Regions from separate parts of the Homo sapiens genome. Here region 2 is linked to region 1. A link is a loop called in an ENCODE intact Hi-C map of the cell type or tissue named here. Cell type or tissue: endothelial cell of umbilical vein. All regions are shown on one strand. Each heading gives the region's core, and the rest is flanking DNA. Links, peaks and the distances in the headings are about the cores only. Region 1 overlaps NBAS (NBAS subunit of NRZ tethering complex). Region 2 overlaps NBAS (NBAS subunit of NRZ tethering complex).

Region 1 (8,339 bases), core at 235-8,234:
TAGAGCCTCACACACACAACCCCACATAATACTTATCAACTTTACGAGACAAATAATACCACCCTTATTTTTCTACAAAATAGACATAGGTTCAAAGAGGTGGAAGAATTTGCCCGAGGTCATTTAACTAATCTGAAACTTGAGTCCAGGTCCACCCTCCCTCCACCCATGACACCTGCCTTGACCGCCAGGCATTCTGCACACTCCCTCCCTTCCTAATGCCACCCCATCCACCAGCACATCCAACTTGCTGAACTACAGTTGTGGACACATTATAAACTGAATTCTATCCAGAAAAGGCAGGTTGAAATAAAAAAGGAGGGTGGGAAGGAAGAGTCTCTTAATCAATAAGAAAATATGTTCACCACTCAGTACAAGAAAGAAAAAAAAGGTTAAAAAAGCGGCAGCTTGCTCATCGTTTCCATACAGTTTTATTTGCAATTTGTTGGAACCATGGAGAACAATCGGCAGATACACATGTTGCTTCTGGGAACAGCATTCAACTCCAGATGCTTTTTCTGCTAAGGAGCAGGGCCACAGGTGGCCCTCACACCCAGTGCTGTGCTGCGCGGAGGGCTGTACTGAAGGTTCTGAAGGCCTGGTGAGTCCCCCTCACGGCCAGAAGGAGAGACCCGGCTTCGGCTTCATGGCCGGCCTCCCGCAGGTGTCTGCCCAGCTCCTCTGCATCCCAGCGCCCTTGCTGGAGGCTAGCCAAGAGGTGGTCAACAATACGTGGATAGAAGGGAGTGGAGACACACTTCACCAGCAGCTTGGCATCCAGGAGCAGGGAAAGAAGTTCTTGGTCACAATTGGAATCATTCACCTTCAAGAAATAAGACAGGCACAGCGTGAGGGGGTGTTTGCTTTGTTCGCCTCCCCCTTGGATCCCTCGCTCTCCACTGGGCTGCCTTCATCATCATTCATGCCCTGGCCTGGGTTTAAAAGCGTGTGTGGGTCACGAGCACCTCTGAGGTAGGTCACAGATTGGGATGACAGACGGGGCTCCTCTTAACATAAGAAGACACAAGAACCCCACTGCAATCATCACTACAGCTTCCAGATACTGGGTGCCAGAAACTATTCAACACTGTACCAGCATCTCTTCACCAAGGCCTTCTGATTCAACCCCGTGACTGGCACTTTTACCTCCCAATTGACAGAAAAGGAAACTGAGGTGTAGCAACTTTGCTTAACATTGTAACCAGTTGTAGAGCCAGATTGTAAATTTGGGTCAATCTTGACATCAAAGTCTGTGCTCTTAACAACCACATTTACTGTTTCATTTGTACTTTCACTGTGATCCACATTCTTTAATGCTGTATCTTTCTTGAATATAAATACACATGAAAAAAATTTTTTTGGAACAAGAAAACCTTTTTTGTACTCCATTGAGAGAAGAGTATGTCCCTCAAGCCCACTGATACGAGTAAGATAACCAACAGTGGGGTTTTAAACTATTTTTGCTTCAGCCTCTAGGAAGCTCAGTACCAACCTTGCCTTTTAAAAAACGGTTTCATAGGTTCTTTCAGTTTGCGTATTCTCTTTCTCCCTGGTCTTGTCTTCTAAATATATGTATTATTTTCAATATTTTTTTAAAGAATCAAGTCCACACTGATCATATTATCAAAATTCGGAGCTTCTCACTTACATTGGGGTATCATAAAACAGATTCCTGACAGGCTTTTCTTAACGTTACTGTGCCTTTTTAATAATTTGGATTGTAGGACTCTCAGAAATAATGTCAAAGCCAATTAACTAACGTTTAGACCAACTATATTATGCAACTGTACACAATGTGCTCTTCCTGCATGTTCTGTGACAAGGAAGAAAGGCTATTGAAGATGCGAAGGTCAACTGTGTCTACTTGTCTACTGACTGTGAGAATTAAAGCAAGAGAAGTACTGAGAATAAAATCCTGCCCACTATCGGATAGCGTGAATCTTTCCTACTACCCACAGGGGTCATTCAAAACCCAATGTAAACATCACCTCCAATGCCATCTTCTTGCTGACATTTTCTTTAACTCTCTTGGCCAATACTTGGGAGTATGACCAAGGATTCCTCCTTCCTCCATACTCCCAAGATGCCTGAGATCTGCCTCTTCATGCTGTATGATAAGTAATTTTATTTTATTTATTTCTTTTTTGAGATGGAGTTTTACTCTTGTTGCCCAGGCTAGAGTGCAGTGGTGCAATCTCGGCTCACTGCAACCTCCTCCTCTTGGGTTCAAGCGGTTCTCCTGCCTCATCCTCCCAAGTAACTGGGATTACAGGTGCATGGCACCACGCCTGGCTAATTTTTTGTATTTATTAGAGATGGTGTTTCACCATGTTGGTCAGGCTGGTCTCGAACTCCTGACCTCAGGTGATCCACTCACTTTGGCCTCCCAAAGGGCTGGGATTACAGGCGTGGCCACCGTGCCCGGCCTGTATGATAGTAATTTGTATGTCTGTCTCCCTTACCGACTGGGAAATTCTTGAAGGCACAGAAGTTTTATCACTTTTACATTTCAGCTCCCCATTTCATTAACATTTGTTAAATGGCTGAGTGAACCTACATTATGAAACTTTGTCACATTTTTGTAAACTGCACAAGTACACGATAAAGACCCTACCTCTCAGAGAGACTGAATAGAACTAGACTCCAGAACAGAAGACCCTCTCTGCAAACCCTCAGTGTCTTTTCTCCGGCCTCCCAATTCATGAACACTTGTACAGCCCACCTTTGACCCCACCTTTGACCCAAAACACTTAGGTTGAACTCCAGGAATTTACCTTTGTTTTTGTTTTTAGGAGCTAGATGACAGAAAAAGCCACCGGTTCAATGGACTTGCTTTTGTGCTGGAAGGGGCACGGAGCTTTGACTTCTCCTCGCTGGGGCTGCCTGTGAGTTCTGAATGCCTTCTTTCCATCCCACTTCTCTCCCTGTCTCTTCATGCCTAGCAAACAAGAGTCTCAACCCCACAGAGCTCCTGCCCTCAGCAGCACGGTGTCTACGTGCCAGAACCCTGAGAGGCCCTTGAAGTCTTCAGACATCCCTTCAAGACAGTTCTCACCTCCTCTGACAGAGGCAGGTTCAGTGAGGTCAAGTGTGATACAGTTGCTCCATGGTGGAGTGGCCTAGAAGCCCGTGTCTCGGCCTAGTTTACTTGTTTATTGTTTGTTTCCCTCCAGAACACAAGTTCCTATGGAGCAGAGATCTTGTCTCTTCTGTTCACCCCTGTATCCCCATGTCCAGAATGGGTGGTCACATGCTAGGAGCTGAGCAAGATTTGTGGAATGAATACCCAAGTGAATGAATCACTCCAAAGCTCACATTCTTTCAGTCTGTGTGGCTGCCTCCAGCCACGTGCATGCACATGCTAATGCGTGCACACACACAGGGCATCTGAGTTACTGTATGTGTTATCTTGGTTCATCCTTCAAAACAAAGAATCCCCCTGCCTAACCCTGCAGGACAGAACAGTGTGTGCCAGGATGCTACAGGCACATGTTTGATAAGATGCACAGATAAAAGGCTCAGAATCTGAACACTGCAGGGCAATACTTTCTTTGTTGCCCTGAATACGTCTTCTAGGCTGGGACACCTTTATTATTCTTTCAGTTTACTCACTAACCCTCCCCTCTGGGAGCCCGACAGTCTCCTAGAGAGGTAGTGATGGATTCTTCCAGCCTGAGGAAGAGACAGGGGTTCTGTTAACGCCTGCGGCCGCTGCTGCTCTCATTCCCTTCATAGTTTGTGTTTCTATCCAGTGCAACCAAATCCTTCCCGTGTTTCTGGCTGGATATACCCAGCTTTTCAGAAGCTGCTCTCATTCTGGCAGGGAGGGCAAGGGGTGGGGAAGGGCAGGGTAGGCTGTCTTTTCTCCAAAAGCCTGCTGCTTGCCTTCTTGGCTGAGAATGCCTAAGGCTAAAGACACGGAAATGAAATGCATGCTTCCTTCCCCTTGGCCCCGGCCCACTCAGAGGTTCCCTAAAGAACGATAAAGGTCTGCGTTTGCTGACCTGCATTGAGCTTGGGCAGTGAGCAGGGAAAGGTTGGGAGGAATTTTGGGTTTGGCTTCAGATAAAATCAAGTGCTGGAAACGCAGGGTGGGTGACTTTATCTTATTTCCTTTCTCTGACATTCTACCTGGGCCTGGCTCTTTGCAAGAAATACAGAATGGCCAGAGTATACTTTAAGATTGTCAGCTGCACGGAAAATACTGCATAGATAATTTTTCTGTGTGTATTTGGGAACAAAATAGAAAATGAAAGAAGAAAGAAAGAGATGGCCTTTGTAATGACCCATTCCAACAAGTACATTTTAAAGAGTCGTCTGAGGTTCAGAGAAGGAACAGGTCATAGACAGCCAAGATGTTCCTTTCTACATATCAGGGCACCAAGGCCAGACAGAATCCTTCCCATCAGCACAGCCGAGTGCTGGGTGTCCTGTCCCAAAGCACTCTCCAACACTGTGACATCAGCACACTGCTGAGTTGCTGGATTAATTTGTTAAGCCTCAAGTTGTCTTTGTTTTTTCTTGTTTTTGACTAAAATTTGTACTAAACATACTAAAACTTTAGTACTATCTGCCACAGAAGCTTGGTACTCTCTGACCATGCATTATTCATTCTAACCTACTTTTTCTTTTTAAGATAAAAATAAAAAAGTGGAAATAGTTGGAAAAAAACATGCCACCTTCTTGCTGACATTTTGTTTAACTCTCTTGGCCAAGCTGATTCCTCCTTCCTCCATACTCCCAAGGCACCTGAGGTCTGGCTCTTCAGGCTGTGTGACGGTAATTTGTATGTCATCCATGTTTGGGTCACCACAAGAGAATTATTTCACCCTCCTTTCCTCTCCAGTAACTGTCCATGTGCATAGATTTTTTTCCCACAATTAATCGTATGATATTTGTATTCTATTTTTCTCATTATATGCTAAGAATTTTTAAATTGTTTTTTACATAGTTTTCAGTCTTAAAAATTTTAATGGCTGCAAAATAGTTGTTATAAGTTATTTGACTTCTATAAATATTTCAGCCATTTTAAGTTGTCTGATATTACTGAAACACTACCATGAATGTTTTTTTGCACATACTTTCTTCTTCATCGAAATTATCGGCATAGGACAAGTTACCAGGGGAGGTATCACTGCAGTGTTACGGGCTGAACTGTGTCCCGCACAAATTCGTATGTCGAAGCCCTTACCCTCAGTACCTCACAATGTGACTTTATTTACAGACAGGGACTTTAAAGAGGCAATGAAGGTAAAATGAGGTCATCAGGATGGACTCCGATATAACCGGTGTCCTTACAAGAAGAGAAGACAGGACACGCACACAAAGCAAGGGTCAGCCATGTGAGGACAGTGAGAAGGCGGCCGTCGACACGCCAAGGAGAGAGGCCTGGGAAGAAACCAACCTTACACCTTGACATCAGACTTCTGGTCTCCAAAACTGTAGGAAAATAAATTTCTCTTGTTTAAGTCACTTAGTCTGTGGTACTTTGTTAGGGTAATATGAGCAAATTAATACATCAGGCAAAGTATCTGAAACATTTTTTTGGTTCTAAATATGAATGTAAGCACAACCACATAATGATGTCAACTGTGCCAGCTTACAGCGGTGACATCAGCATGGGAATGCATCAGTGTCACATCACGAACTTCTCAGCTTTAGGTGTTAATATTTTGATAGGAAAAAATCACTTGCTAATTTAGGAGATATGTAATGGTACCTCAAGGTTGCTTTCATTTGAATTTATTTGCAAGAATGAATTTTTCCATAAATTTCCTATCATTTTTATTTTTTGTTGTGGGAAGAATCAATCATTCACTCATTTAGGAGAGTTATAACAGCTTCCCACTCTTTCACATGTGAAGGATTCTCTGTATAACTGAAATCTTAACCCTGATTTTTGTTATCATGAACATTCTAACCTATTGTTTACAGTTCTGTTTCGGTTGTTTTTTGTTGTATAGAAGTTTTACACTTTCATATTGTCAGGAAAGGATCTACTCCTTTATGACTTGTTTTATTGCTTTAAAACTCAGAACTTACAATTCCTCAAAGGAACTGATATGTTATTTTTATATTTTCTGACTTTTAACAACATTTGACTTTTAAATTGATCAGAAATTGACTTTGGTATATGGTCTGTGGAAAATCACACAGCCCTGCCAGTGGGTTGACTGGTGCTTAAGGGGCATGAGAAAGAAAATATATTCTGTCATTTTTGGATGCGGTTTGGATGTGAGAAATAAATATGAGACAAGTCCAGAGAATTAGTTGACTTAATTCCCCTGATCAAATAACTTTGAATTACAGTGAGAGATAGTCTGGTGCTATGAAAAGAAGACAGGCTTTTGGGTTAGAGACAAATTTCCAATCCTGGTTCTGTCACTAAACAACTGTGTGACCTTGTTCAGGACGATCTCTCTGAGCTCCAGTTTCCACATCAGAAATACACACTGTCTGTAAGGGTTGGGAATAATACAAGCTTTTAAGTGCCCAGCACAATGCCAAGTGCAGAGTCCAGGTTCAGTAAATAGCTGATGTTAATACAGGCAAACAAATCATGAGAAAAGGATTTTCTAGAAAGGGAAGGGCTTATATATATCAGAAGATGAGTAAAATGCTTGCTATCTCTGTCAGAGATTGTTTTTTGTGTGTCAGCAATTAATTTTTGAGAATAAATGATACTTTACAGATCTTGGGAAAGAAATCTATTAAAGCACAAAGCACTGCTGTCTTCCAAGCCATTAAAATGTTATCTGCTTAATTCCTCTTCCAACAATAGGTAATGAACCTTCTCTGATTTAAAATCTTTGATTTTATGGATCTATATCAAGCTAAGAGTAATTACAATAATGAGGAAAGCTGAAATTCCAGAAGCATAATGCATGCAGCCCTCATTTCATTTGCTTTCAAGATTATTTAATACTATTTCACTGTTTACTTTAGGGAAACATATTTGTCTTGTTCTCATATATACTATTACTAATAAAAGTTATTAAAATATCAACCACAAGGGTAGAAAAATAAAAGGACAACGTAAGTATACGCTTGAGAAAAACACATACAGATAATTTTTGTATTCTGTATTTACTTGAATATGATATGCAGTTTCCATTTTCTCAGCATACCATCAGTTTCACTCCTGGCATGGCACTTAATGGAATACTACTTCTGAAACCAAAACTATGACAAATCATCTGCTCACGATCTCACAACGAGACGGAGACAATCTTTGAAAATCCAAGCTTGATCACCTCTGCAACCAAACCCACATGCTGGATTTGAGGGCCCTGATCTGGCTAGTTCCACACGCTGTACCTACCTCCTTGCTACCTTCGTTAATTCTTCGTGTTATTATTTCACATGTCAATCTCTCCATGAGATTATTCATTTAAGCACAGGGATAATAATATTTTATCGCATCTTTACAAGCGTCTTACCTATTCTTCACTTCATACACAGTGCCAGGCTGTGCACAATGCATGCTTGATATGTCTGTTCATACCAAGTAAATTAACCAACCACTAGTGCTGTTTAGGAATCCCAGGCTGACCTGCAGAGTGAGCTGCCTATTGCTGGACGCATCCAGACAGGAGGTACAAGTCAGATCTCTGTATGTTCAGGTTAAAACGATAGAAATAAATAGACATACCCACAACTTTGAAACCTGGACAGAGTTAAAGGGGACCAAAGACAGGAAGGTTTCTTGGTTTTGTATAAATATGTCGATTCACACATGCGTTTCTGAAAATCTTTATGGTTCTCCCCCCAGCTTGGACACTGGCCACTGTAAATAATGCTAGAAGGTTCTGGTGCCTTCATGGCAAGATTACAGGGGATAGGAATCACATTTATCAAATATGTGAAGGACTGTCACTGGAAGAAGGACATTAGTGATCTGAGAAAATCCCCAGGGCAGGACTAAGGTCAATGTGTTGAAGATAAAGGGGTATAGGTTTCATTTAGGAGGTGCTCTCGTGTCATAATCTCACCCAAAATGGCCCAGAGCCCCCTGCAGTGTTCAGCTGGAGCCTGGGAGAGTAAGTGGGCTTAAAAAGGAAGCACAGCTAGGCGAGTTGTTGGGGTAGGTCTGCTCTAGTGTTTTGCAGAGCTAATATTATATGCCTCAAGGTGCTTTCAACAACTTCATTCCTCTGTAGAAATAACCCTTTTCCAATATAATAAAGCCTTCCTACTTAGGTTAAAAGCAGAAGCATGGTGGGGTATAGACTTTGAATGTTAGGTCTGGTGTTTACATTTCAGCTTTGGCTGCTTACTAGCTGTGTGACCCCTGAGCCTCATGTTCTCATCTGTGAAACCAAAATAATAATATCTTCTCA
Region 2 (8,339 bases), core at 315-8,314, 190 kb after region 1:
ATGTGAAAGTTGCACAAATCATTAGTGCAGAGCTCCATGAGTCACCATGAAGTGAAGCCCTGCATTTTAACCACTCCCTAATTAATGCTTTGATAGTGGGTAGAAAGATGTGTTTGGACCTTCACATATTCTTCACATATTCAAGCATAGCCATGGAAAGCTGACAATTTAGTACAGAGCCCATGATAAGAAAACAACAACAACAACAACAACAACAAAACTCCCTATCACACTGAAGAATGTGTTCTTTACGTGAGAAATTATTCTACAATAAAATCTGATTATCCTGCAGAGACTTGAATTTGAATTTCAATATGAAGAATTTTGGAGTTGCAAACCACTTCCCAATTTCTCAACATCGGTTTGAAAAGCACTATGCTATCTGATACGGTTTGGATCTGTGTCCCCATCCAAACCTCATGTTGAAATGTAATCCCCAGTGCTGGAGGTGGGGCCTTGGGGGAGGTGATTAGATCATGGGTGCAATTTCTCATGGTTTAACATCATATCCACTTGGTGCTGTCGTTGTGATAGTGAGTTGAGATCTGGTTGTTTAAAAGTGTGTAGTCCCTCCCCCATCTCTCTCTTCCTTCTAATCCAGCCAGTTAAGCCTCCTGCTCCCACTCTGCCTTCTGCTGTGAGTGAAAGCTCCCTGAAGACTTCCCGGAGGCAGATGCTGCCCTACTTCCTGTACAGCTTGCAGAACTGTGAGCCGATTAAACCTCTTTCCTTTATAAATTACCCAGTCTCAGGTATTTCTTTATAGCAGTGTGAGAACGAAATAATACACTATCTTTAAAAAAAATTAAAGAATGGAAATATTGACTATATAGACACAAACTAATATAAAAATTTAAATTTTCTCTTAGATAACAAATACAGGAAATGGCATTGAAATATTTTGCATAAAATTATTTTTAAATTACGAGCATGTTTTGAATAGGGACTAGAAAGCAACCAAAATCTCAAATAAAATTTAATGTCTGAATCTGTTAAAATGTTTACATTAACATATAAGTACACAGCCTATATACTTACCAGTGCTCATAAAATGTATCTCAAGCCTCAATGTGGCTGGCTTACCAATCAGGTCAATTGATTTCAGAACAGACCTTTTCCATTATCCATCACATAAAGAGGACATAAGCAAAGTGTTAAATAAGCTGTCTACTCACCTGTGGCCATCAGCTCCTGACAATGCATACTGGCTGCTTTGTAGTCATGGAAGCGAAGTGCCTGCTCCACTAAAAGGATTAGAACCTGTCCCCGCCTTTCTTCTGGGTTCTCACCTGTAAGTCCAAGCAAAGGACTTAATGATTATGACAAGCAACGTCAATTGATAGAAGAGCTTGTTAACACTGTCTTTCAAATTACTTAAAAAATAAAACAGAGAGATTACAGGGATTTTAAATGATGAGAGGAAAAAGTTGCTTTGACCTTTCAATCCACTTATGAAGCATGGAATTAGCCATCAGTCTCCTAAGAGATCAATGATTAATATTAGTTCCCAATTAAAATACCCAAACCAGGAAGTCCAAAATCATGGTAGTTTGGAACCCTACAAAAAAGTCTTGGTATTACCAGGGTAAGGGAAAGAGAAGAAAATTTATGTTTCCAAAAGAAACCAGGTTATAAAAAGGGCTTGAAAAATAATGACCAGCAGATTAAGTGAACGGATGAAGATGATGCAGCAATAAACTTCTCATCATAAAAATTCAACTACTATTTAGAAATTGGAATGCAAATGCTGTCCAGAGCACTGGCAAAGATTGTTCCTTAACAAATTCTCGTTGGGCTCCTCTGAGCCTTACTGGGCCCTGTCCTTGGACATATCCTTGAGAGCCCAATTTTAGCACAACTTCTGCTATCAGTTGTAGCCAGAATCCTCCACTCTGGATATCTGGTCATCCCTGGTAATCTGATCAAATCCCTCATCCCCACCACCAACCCCCAGATGTTATCTGGCACCCTAGCCAGCCCTCAGGCAAGAATTTGTACCCTGTTAGGTGGTTTAACCAGAATGCCTCCTTACCACAGTGATTCTTCTTTGTAATTTTCCATCTGCCCCAACTGAGGTTCCAACATAAGTAAAACCCAACTCAATGGAAACAGTAAAATCAGAAACAACCAACTACAACTAGAGACTACCCACATTAACTAATCAAGTATTTTCTTTGTCCACAAACACCTTATACAATTTTCCCATCACACTCACTCAGAAGAGCCCTGAACTACTGTGAGTTTGGTGCTGCCTGATTCATGAATTGCTGTCTGCTGAAAATAAACCCTTAAAATTTTAATGAGCATAAGTTTACTTTTAACAAGCCCAATTTCTCTCTCTTACTGCAAAATTCCATTGCAGTAGTCCCTGTACCTATAGTGCAGAGTCTCGCTTACAATTTTTTGTTTATTCATTTGAAGAGACAGGTCAAAACCTATGTTGCCCAGGCTGGTCTTAAACTCCTGGGCTCAAGTGATCCCCATGCCTCAGCCTCTCATTTAAACATGCATCAGGGATAATTTTTTCATTAACAGCACCCATGGATCTCAATCACACAGATGAATATATATATAAATGAGGATGAAAAATACAATTTACAATATCTTTAAAGCAAGTCTTACATTATTAACTTTACCCTGTGTAAACAGGATCACTATGAGATACATAGGAATGGGATATGGCTCCCCCTTCAAGCATTTTTTCTTTTGTCTTCTCTTGTCCGACTGATCACAAAACCCACACCACTATCTTGCTGGCAATATAACCACTAACCCTGGGGCTTTAGTCATACCAAGAGAATGGCCATTCTTCTGTGCTCTCATGATGTTTGACCATGCCTTTTACTTAAAGAATTCTGGGAAATGGACTTAAGAAAATCTAAATATCAAACTAAGGTTGTGGAGTGTCTCTCCTGGGGAACAAAGGCTGGAAATGGATCTGCGGCCTGTTGCTACCAGCCAGACCACCAAGTGACCCATTATTTAAGGTAACTATGGCAACCAAATAACACCGACCTGCATACCCTACCACTCACTTGCACACCCTACCACTCACCTGCGCTGCCCAGCCCAGCCGGCATACTTTACCACAGATATCAATTCCTGCTCTTTGCCTAAAAACAAAATCAAAAACAACAACAAAAAATCCCTACCGTTTTTTTCAGGGAGTCTACAGAGTCCTTGTGCCTCTGCTGTCTCCCATGTGCTTGAGCCCAAACCCTAAAATAAAAGCCTTGACTGGGAAAGCTGCTTGGCCGTGTGTGTGTGTATGTGTGTGTGTGCGCACACATGTGTGCATGTGCGCGTGTGCCCGTGTGCATGTATTTATTTATTTAGAGATGTGGTTTCTCTCCGTTGCCCAAGCTGGAGTGCAGTGGCACTATCACTGCTCACTGCAACCTCGACCTCCCAGGTTCAAGCAATCCTCCCACATCAGCCTCCAGAGTCACTGGGCCTACAGGGACATACCACTAAACCTGGCTAACTTTTTTATTTTTTGTACAAACAGGGTCTTGCTATATGACCCAGGCCAGTCTTGAACTCCTGGACTGAAGCAATCCTCCTGCCTCAGCCTCCCAAAATGTTGGGATTAGAGGCATGAACCAACACACCTGGCTTGTGTTCATTTTTATTAGGTGAGGAGCCAACCGGCCTGTGATCTGCAAAAGCCACAAAATTACTATGCTAGCCAACACACTATCTACATTAAATTTTTGACTTTTTTTCCTTCTAAAGGCTAACAGAATGAAAATAATTTGGGGCTCAAGGGATCACAGTTCTGGCATGCGGGTTATTTCAAAGTGAAAACATTTGAGCTACAGAAGATGCAGAAAGAAATCCTAACTGAATTTATCTTATCTGAATAAAGCACTGTCCTCCTAAAATAAAACTGCAATTAAACCTCCTCCACAGGAGTTTCCTGAGAACTCAGTTGGAACAGAGACTGTCAGTTCGCATCAAAAAGCCCAACAGAACCTTCTATACTTTCCCACTGAAGCCCTAGCCCCTCCCACCCCATCCCCCTTTTTGTTAAGTTGGTATATAAACCTTACTTCTTGCTATTCAAGAGTTATTAATCACTAAGTGACTTCTGCATGCATCTGTAAAAAAAATCTTGTTTTTCTCCTGTCTATTGTCAATTAATTCACAGGCACCTGACCAACCATTTGAAACAAAGTAGATGAAGAAAAAGTTTTTGTCCCAACAGGGACTTTAAACATTTTTGCCAGGTCTTTTAAAAGTATTTTCCCCTTTGAGTGTTCTTAAATGACAAATATAAAGGGGGAAAACCTTAAACACAAAATAAGTTTATAGTTTCACTGACAGTACTAATCTTTTATTTATCAGAGTAAGTTTCTAGAGTCTAAAAATATACAAGAAAAATTCAGCTCATGTTAAAAGATCTAAAATTATTTTCCCAAAAGTTTTAGAAAATATTTCTTAAAATATTTTACATAAAATATTTTATTTCTTTACATAAAATATAGGTTTTCGTTGCCCTTTCAACATATTCCTTTACTTTTCACTCTCTTTAAAACAATTTATTTGAATGGTAGGCTATCCGGACAAAAAAAATTGTGATTATCTTTTTAATAATCTTTATTATCTATTAAAATGTAAGCTTTTGACGGACAGGGGTTGGTTCATAGTTGGATGCTCAATACCCAGCATCAAGTTATGCACATAATAGAAAGGCTCAAAAAAATACAGTCATGAGTTGCTTAACAAGAGGAATACATTCTATGACATGTGTCATTAGGCATTTCCGTCTTGAGCAAATATCACAGAGTGCACTCACACAAACCTAGATGGTATAGCCTACTACATACCTAGGCTATATATATGGTATAGCTCCTAGGCTACAAACCTGTACAGTATATTTCTGTACTGAATACTATGGGCAACTGGAATGCAATGGTAAGAATTATGTGTATCTAAACATAGAAAAGGTACAGTAAAAATATTGTACAAAAGATAAAAAATGGTAACTCTGTATAGGACATTTACCATGGATGGAGTTTACAGGGCTGGAAGTTGCTCTGGGTGAGTCAGTTTGTTGGGTGGTGAGTGAATGTGAAGGCCGAGGATATGACTGTACACTACTGCAGACATTATAAACACTCTACACTGAGGCTACATGAAATTTAGTAAAAAAATATTTTTCTTTCTTCAGTAATAAGTTAACTATAGGTTACCATAACTTAAAAAAAAAAAAAAAACAAAACAAAACAGAATCTCACTGTGTCGCCTAGGCTGGAGTGTAATGGCATGATCAATATTTACATAACTCACTGTAACCTCGTGAACTCCTTGGTTCAAGGCAGCCTCCTGTCTCAGCACCCTAAGTAGTTAGGCCTACAAGCATGCATCACCACACCCAGGAAATTTTTATTTTTATTTTTTGTAGAGACAGGATTTCACTATGTTTCTCAGGATGGTGTGGAACTCCTGGCCTCAAGTGATTCACTTGCCTCAACCTTCCAAAGTGTTGGGATTAGAAGTCTGAGCCGCCATGACCAGCCTTTTTTTTTTTTTTTTTTTTAACTTTCTAAAACTTTTCTTGTTAAATACTAAGACACAAACACACATATTAGTCTAGCCCAAACACTGGGTCAGGACATCAATATCACTTTCTTCCACCTCCACCTATTGTCCCACTGGAAGGCCTTCGGGCCATAACACATGGAGCTATCATCTCCTATGATATCAATGCCTTCTGGAATCCCTCCTGAAGGACCTGCCTGAGGCTATTTTAAAGTTAACTTTTTTCTTTTATAAACAGGAGGCGCATCTTTGAAAATAACATAGTATAGTAAACACTTAAGCCAGTAACATAGTCATTTAGTAACTTTACCAAGAATTATGTACCAACATAACTATATGTGGCAAACTTACACAACTGGCTGTATAGGAGGTTTACATCTCCATCACCATAAAAAAGTGAATAACGTGTTATAACGGCTGATGTCACTAGGCGATAGGAATTTTCAGCTCTATTTTAATTTTATGGAACCACCATTGCATATGAGATCGTTGTTGACCAAAATTTCATGTACCATTGCTGTGCAGTACGACTGTAAATTCTCAATTAAACAGGCACAGAGGCCAGGCACAGTGGCTCACACCTGTAATCCTAGCATTTTGGGAGGCCGAGGTGGGTGGATCACTTGAGGTGAGGAATTCAAGACCAGCCTGGCCAACATGGTGAAATCCCATCTCTACTAAAAATACAAAAATTAGCTAGGCATGGTGGAGGATGCCTGTAATCCCAGCTACTCGGGAGGCTGAGGCATGAGAATAATTTGAACCCGGGAGGCAGAGGTGGCAGTGAGCTGAGATCGCACCACCGCACTCCAGCCTGGGTGACACAGTGAGACTCTGGCTCAAAAAAACAAAAACAAAAAAATGGCACAGATTAAATTCGGAATGTTATTTTCAATTATGAGACAAATAATTCAGCTACAAAACAAATACAATGTAATTTGGATATGTAGGCTAAAAAGGACAAAAATCTAATATATTTCATATTTTAAAGAGCCTTAAAATTATTTTTAATATTTCCAGGAAATGGCTGGGCACGGTGGCTCACGCCTGTAATCCCAGCACTTTGGGAGGCTGAGGCAGGCGGATCACCTGAGGTCAGGAGTTCAAGACCAGCCTGACCAACATGGAGAAACCCCATCTCTACTAAAAATACAAAAAATTAGCCAGGTGTGGTGGCACATGCCTGTAATCCCAGCTACTTGGGAAGCTGAGGCAGGAGAATCACTTGAACCCAGGAGGCGGAGGTTGCAGTAAGCTGAGATCGTGCCATTGTACTCTAGCCCGAGAAACAGGAGTGAAACTCCATCTCAAAAAAAAAAAAAATTCCAGGAAAAAATAGAAAATATGTTTAGGGCCCTTGATTTTCTAAGCTATAATATGGTTTGGAGGAAAAAGCAAACATGTTACAGGAAGGGTTGAATAAAACTTTTAAAATATGTCCCTATCGATCTTCTTTATGTACTTCATAAGTTTAAATAAAATCCAAGGCAAGTATTGGCCCAATCTATTCTGAGAAGATTCTAGGGCCAGGCACGGTGGCTCACGCCTGTAATCTTAGCACTTTGGGAGGCTGAGGTAGGAGGATCGTTTGTGGGAAGGAGTTCAATACCAACCTGGAAAACAGAGCGAGACCTCATCTCTACCAAAAAAAAAAAAAAGAAAGAAAAGAAAAGAAAAATGTTTCTAATTAGCTGGGCATGGTGGTACATGCCTGTAGTCCCAGCTAGTCAGGAGGCTGAGGCAGGAGGATCCCCTGAGCCCAGGAGTTCAAGATTACAGTGAGATATGATCATCCCACTGCACTTCAGCCTGGGCAACAGAGCAAGAGTCTGTCTCTAAATAAATAAATTCTTAAAAAGGGATGATGTTGCACTGAGATTCATAAACCTATTATTAGAATAACACACTCATGATTTAGTAACAGTAACATATATTGGAAACGGAATATGTAATGTTTCTCTATAATAAATGCACCTATAACACAATATAAAACCTATTTCCTACATAACATTGAAATGTTTGCATTTCTTCAGAATACATTAAATTAAAAATGAAAGGTCCAGATTATAATTTTTTTATGTCAACCTAGCTAGGCTACAAGCTCTAATCTGGGTGGTATTGTGAAGGTTATTTTGCAGATATAATTAAATACGGTACTCTGTTGACTTTACGTAAAGAAGTTTATCCTAGATAATCCTGGTGGGTCTGACTGAACTTCAGGGAAGGCTTTAAAGAGGTTGAGGTTTTCCAGAAAGAAAGAAAGAGATGGGGCCAGGCGCAGTGGTTCACACCTGCAATCCCAACACTTTGGGAGGCTGCGACAGGTGAATTGCTTGAGCCCAGGAGTTCAAAACCAGCATGGGCAACATAGTGAGACCCCGTCTCTGTAAACAAAAACCCAAAAAACAGTCAGAAAAAAAAGAAAGAGCTGGTGGTTGGGGAGAGATTCCCACCTGTGAATGACAGCTTCAGGCCATATCCACAGAGTTCCCTCCTGCTCCTGATCTTCTCTTCCTGACTGACTGCCTATGGATTTCAGACTTGCTTAGCCAATCCCCATAGTAGTAAAAGCCCATTCCTGGTAATGAAGTCTTTAACATGTACCTCTCCTACAGTTTCTGCTCCTCTGGTTGAGTCATGACTAACAGACCAGGTATCTAAACTACTCAGTCTCTTTCATAACCTCATTTGGATGCATTCCTTTCTCTTATGTTATCAGATCAATTAATTTTTGATTTGAGATGTGGTAAAATCTGCTGAATGTCTGTGAAAATAGCCAGATGCAAAGGTCTTGT

What was found. Hi-C counts contacts between places; a loop is a spot of excess contacts. Peaks named below come from ENCODE experiments on the same cell type or tissue, not always from the same donor. Only the 100,000 strongest peaks of a DNase experiment are listed, where the experiment ranks them.
Region 2: it touches region 1 in a loop (12-fold over the local background); 1 of 110 quality-filtered maps calls a loop at or near these places.

The regions. Positions count from the first base shown.
Region 1 is chr2:15,166,501-15,174,839 of GRCh38, forward strand. It overlaps NBAS (NBAS subunit of NRZ tethering complex), which reads right to left. Exons shown (of 52, transcript NM_015909.4): 52 at 416-823. The coding sequence ends at 548. Among named protein-coding and RNA genes, the nearest start is that of NBAS, 390 kb to the right of the region's middle. In endothelial cell of umbilical vein, for the core only: no CTCF peak of the experiment used is centred there; DNase peaks (open chromatin) are centred at 3,341 and 3,931; H3K27ac peaks cover 2,375 bases.
Region 2 is chr2:15,355,128-15,363,466 of GRCh38, forward strand. It overlaps NBAS (NBAS subunit of NRZ tethering complex), which reads right to left. Exons shown (of 52, transcript NM_015909.4): 33 at 1,176-1,289. Among named protein-coding and RNA genes, the nearest start is that of NBAS, 200 kb to the right of the region's middle. In endothelial cell of umbilical vein, for the core only: no CTCF peak of the experiment used is centred there; a DNase peak (open chromatin) is centred at 5,064; H3K27ac peaks cover 3,450 bases.